Linked DNA regions of Homo sapiens: region 2 is linked to region 1. A link is an interaction called in ENCODE POLR2A ChIA-PET data of the cell type or tissue named here. Cell type or tissue: PC-3. All regions are shown on one strand.

Evidence for each region. Peaks named below come from ENCODE experiments on the same cell type or tissue, not always from the same donor. Only the 100,000 strongest peaks of a DNase experiment are listed, where the experiment ranks them.
Region 2: POLR2A ChIA-PET joins it to region 1 with 12 read pairs; 2 of 35 experiments call an interaction of 5 or more read pairs at or near these places.

The regions. Positions count from the first base shown.
Region 1 is chr1:53,743,785-53,746,284 of GRCh38, reverse strand. No RefSeq gene overlaps it. Among named protein-coding and RNA genes, the nearest start is that of GLIS1, 5.9 kb to the right of the region's middle. In PC-3, no CTCF peak of the experiment used is centred here; no DNase peak of the experiment used is centred here.
Region 2 is chr1:53,237,158-53,239,657 of GRCh38, reverse strand. It overlaps MAGOH (mago homolog, exon junction complex subunit), which reads left to right and starts at 1,140. Exons shown (of 5, transcript NM_002370.4): 1 at 1,140-1,297. The coding sequence starts at 1,210. MAGOH-DT (MAGOH divergent transcript) reads right to left here and starts at 1,048. Exons shown (of 3, transcript NR_038953.1): 1 at 313-1,048. RefSeq lists enhancers at 1,129-1,258, 1,299-1,358, 846-1,487. In PC-3, no CTCF peak of the experiment used is centred here; a DNase peak (open chromatin) is centred at 1,057; H3K4me3 peaks cover 2,222 bases; H3K27ac peaks cover 1,610 bases.

The sequences.
Region 1 (2,500 bases):
AGTGTGGTGACTTGCCATCCCTCAGCTTGATAGCACCAGAGTCACAACCATTATAGATGCCATTCTATGGGCTGTCCTCAGTGAATGCCCACAAAGTGCAGTGAAGGAAGCCTAGCTCTGGGCTCAGGCAGATACTCTTTTTTATTTTCATTAAGTTAATTGTTTTGTAGTTGCAGTAAAGTTCATATAACATAAAATTAACCATTTAAAAGTGAACAATTAGGCCAGGTGTAGTGGCTCATGCGTGTAATCCTGGCACTTTGGGAGGCTGAGGCAGGAGGATTGCTTGAACTCAGGAGTTCAAGACAAGCCTGGGCAACATACTGAGACCCCATCTCTAAAAAATAAAATAAAATAAAATAAAATAAAATAAAATAAAATAATAAAATAAAAATGAACACTTGAGTAGCATTTAATGTATTCACAATGTTGCACAACCATCACCTCTATCAAGTTCCCCCAAATCTGTCTTACTCCAAAAGGCAAACCATACCCATTGAGCAGATACATTGACCCTTCCCCCAGGCCCTTGCAACCACCAACCTGTTTTCTGTCTCTGTGGATTCTGGATATTTCATATAAATGGAATCATACAATATGTGACCTTTGTGTGTCTAGCTTATTTCACTTACCATGTTTTTGAGGTTTATCCACACTGCAGCATCTATCAGTATTTCATTCCTTTTTTTTTTTTTTTTTTTTTTTTTTGAGATGGAGTCTCGCTCTGTCACCCAGGCTGGAGTGCAGTGGCACTATATCAGCTCACTGCAACCTTCGCCTCCGGGGTTCAAGCAATTCTCCTGCCTCCGCTTCCTGAGTAGCTGAGATTACAGGCACCCGCCACCACGCCCAGCTAATTTTTGTATTTTTAGTAGAGACGGGGTTTCGCTATGTTGGCCAGACTGCTCTTGAACTCCTGATCTCAGGTGATCCACCCACCTCAGCCTCCCAAAGTGCTGGGATTACAGGCGTGAGCCACTGTGCCTAGCCTACTTCATTCCTTTTTATGGCTGAATACTATTCCACTGTATGTATAACCACAATTTATTTGCCTATTCATCTGTTGATGAACATTTGGGTTTCCACCTTTTGGCTATTGCAAATAGAGCTGCTGTGTACATGCATGTACATGTATTTGTTTGACTCCCTGTTTTCAGTTTTATATATCTAGGAGCGGAATTGCCGGGTCATATTATACTTTTATCTTTAACTTTTTGAGGAATTGCCAAACTGTTTTCCAAAGCGACTGAATCAGACAGGCGTGGTGCCTCATACCTGTAATCCCAGCACTTTGGGAGGCCGAGGGGGTGGATCACCTGAGTTCAGGAGTTTGAAACCAGCAGGGCCAACATGGTGAAACCCCATCTCTACTAAAAAATACAAAGTGGCTGAACCATTTTACATTTCCACCAGCAATGTTTGAGGGTTCCTATTTCTCCACATCCTCACCAACACTCATTTTTTTTTATGATTCCTCATCATTCAACTTGAGACATTCCTTTTATTCAGTTATATCATCCTATTGGATGTGAAGTGATATTTTATTGTGTTTTGTTTTTATTTATTTAAAAAATTTAAAAAAATTTTTGGAGATAGGGTCTCACTATGTTGCCCAGGCTAGAGTGCAGTGGCTATTCACAGACGTGATCATCAGCACTGCAGTCTCGAACTCCTGGCCTCAAGCAATCTTCCTACCTCAGCTTCTCTAGTAGCTCATTCTGGTTATGATTTGCATTTTCCTAATGGCTAATAATGTTGAGCATCTTTTCATGTGCTTGGCCACTTGTATATCTTCTTTGAAGAAATGTCTATTCAACTCCTGTGCCTATTTTTTCGTTGGGTTGTGTTTTTGTTTTTGAGTCGTGTGAGTTCTTTGTATATTCTGGAGGCTAGACCCTTATCAGATATATGATTTGCCTATATTTTCTCCCGTTCTGTAGGTTGTCTCTTCAGTATTTTGATAATGTTCTTTGGTGTACAAAAGTTTTAAATTTTGATGAAGCCTAATTTATTTTTTATTTTATTGCTCATGTTTTTGGTATTGTATCAAAGATCCAGACTGGTGTGGTGGCTCATGACTGTAATCCCAGCACTTTGAGAGGCCAAGATGGGAAGATCACTTGAGCCCAGGATATATGACCAGCCTGGGCAATATAGTGAGACTTTGTCTCTACAAAAAATTTAAAAACTTAGCTGAGCATGGTTGCACACACCTGTTGTCCCACCTACTTGAGAGTGTGTGGTCCCACCTACTTGAGAGGCTGAGGTGGGAGGATCCCTTGAACTCAGGAGGTTGAGACTGCAGTGAGCCCAGATTGCACCATTGTGTTGTAGCAGAGTGAGACTCTGTCAAAAAAAAAAAAAAAAAAAATCCACTGCCAAATCCAAGATCAAGAAGATTTACTCCTAAAAATTATTTTTTAAAAAGGTGTGTACCTCTGTGTTTTCTTCTAAGCATTTCATGGTTTTAGCTCTTACATTTAGGTCATTGGTCCATTGT
Region 2 (2,500 bases), 510 kb after region 1:
ACTCCGTCTCAAAAAGAAAAGACTGGGAATAGGAATCAGAGACTGCTGTCCCAACTTACAGAATCGTATACAGTTCTAGCCGCCAGGACCCAAGAATGATGTCATCTCGGCACTGTCTCTAGAACCATTCATTCTTTCTAAGCCTGGAACTTAGATGAGTGAAAGCAGGTTCCTATTACATAATTATGATCTTGATTGCCCTGGGCCTACTCAACTGTAAATTTTTTCCAGAGCCAGAAAGGCTTCACAGAGGACAACTTTACCCTGAAAAGAAAGGACCTCTTTGGTCAGTGGTCCTCAACTCTGACTCACCTGAAAGCTTTACAAAAAGTACCAATGCCCAGGTCCAGCGCTGGAGATTTTAACTGGCTTGGGGTAGAGCCCTGGCATCAGTATTTTTAGAGGCTTCCCAAGTGATTGCAATGTGCAGCCAGGCAGAGAATTACTGCTCGGTAAGTGGGATGACTGGGGAGTGGGAGATCAAATACTCTAACGTCTCCCAGCACCTATTCTAGAGATCAGTGGGGCAGAAAGGTAGAAATAAAAGGTGGAAAGGGATGAAATGGGTAAGTGTGGGTGAATTAGTTCCAGGAAAACGGCAATCTCCACTGTGGATTCAGGGAAGGCGTCACTGAGGAGGGCTTTCTTAACAGTTCAGGTCAGTGGAAGCCAACTTGAGGCACACATCGTGCGCGGCATCCTCCGGGGAGGTCGGGTCATTTCACCCCATTTTACTGCCGAGATGACCTAGGTCCAGAGACGGTAAAGAGCGGTGTACGACTCACACAAGTCGGGGGTCCTGTGAACCGAGGTTGAGCCTGGCGGGCCTTCGGCCCGAGGTCTTTAAGCGAAGTCACCAGACCCGGGGTTCAAAGCCCAGAGGTAGGCAGGCGGCTGGCTCTCCGCCTCAGGCCTGGAGAGAACCCAGGGGTATGAACCTCAACCTCGCTCCCGCGTCCAGCTGGAGGGGCGGAGCTGGCTGGCCCCGCCTCCGGGTTAAACAAAGTTCTTTACAGACTAGGCGTGAGGGGATGTTGCAGTCTTGTTGCCACTTCCGGGCGAAGAGGTTAGCGAGAAGGAACCCCTCCACGCAGCGACGACGGGACCTGACGTCACTTCCGCGCGCCGCCGCAAACGTCAGTGTCGGGCGCAGACGGCGGCAGTGCGGCTTGCTCTTGGAAGTTCAGGCTCGGTTGTCTTTTGGGAGCCATGGAGAGTGACTTTTATCTGCGTTACTACGTGGGGCACAAGGGCAAGTTCGGCCACGAGTTCCTGGAGTTTGAGTTTCGACCGGACGGTAAAAGCAGCCTGCCGCCCGCCGGGAGCGGGGACCAGGCCTGGGGGCCGGCGAGTGGGGAGGCCGAGGGTCGGAAATCTGTGGGGAACTAGAGGAGGGAGGGACTGAGACCTGTGCAGTGCAGATCTTAAAGGAACGCCACTGTGTCTGCTCCACGGGGTCTTTCTATCCATTCAGCAAACGTTGACTGAACGCCCACTGTGTGCCAGGCTCTGTTCCACTCTTTGGGAATACGGCAGCGAAGGTAGACAAACTTCCCCTCTCGTGGAACTTGTGTTTTACTGCCGGGAGAGAGATCATAAACAAAAAGATGATTCCAGATAGCAGTGAGTGGTCAAAAAATAACATGGTAGAATAATTGCTGGATGGGCTGCTTTTAGATAGGTTGGCCATTAGAGAGCTCTCTGTAAAGGGTATATTGCAGCCGAGTCCTAATTAACAAGAAGGGCTCAGCCTTGTGAAGCTCATAAGGAAGACCATTCTACACAAAGGGAATACCAGATGTCAAGGCTGCAGGGCGGGAATGAGCTAGGCGTGTCTCAGGTGGTCAGTGTGGTTGAAGAGTGGTGAGCTGGGAGATAGCAGGAGATGATGTCGGATAGGTAGGTAGGAGCGGCACCTCTTAGGTCTTTATAGACCACGGTAAAAAGTTTGGACTTGGAAGGCCTTTTTTTTTTTTTTTTTTTTGAGACGGCTTTCGCTCTTTTTGCCCAGGCTGGAGTGCAATGGCGCGATCTCGGCTTATTGCAACCTCCGCCTCCCGGGTTCAAGTGATTCTCCTGCCTCAGCCTCCCGAGTAGCTGGAATTATAGGCGCCCACCACCACGCCCGGCTAATTTTGTATTTTTAGTAGAGACGGAGTTTCACCATGTTGGCCAGGCTGGTCTCGAACTCCTGACCTCAGGTGATACGCCCGCCTCGGCGTCCCAAAGTGCTGGGATTACAGGTGTGAGCCACCGCGCCCGGCCGGGCTTGGAAGGTTTTAAGCAGAGAAGAAATGTGATCTCTTCTTGAAAAAGCATTCTGGTTATTGGGTGCGGAATGGGCAAGAGTGGAAACAGGGCTATTGATTAGGAGACTGTTGCAGTTGTCAAGACACGAAAGATGTTGGGGGCCGGGCGCGGTGGCTCAAGCCTGTAATCTCAGCCCTTTGGGAGGCCGAGGTATGCGGATCACTTGAGGTCAGGAGTTCAAGACCAGCCT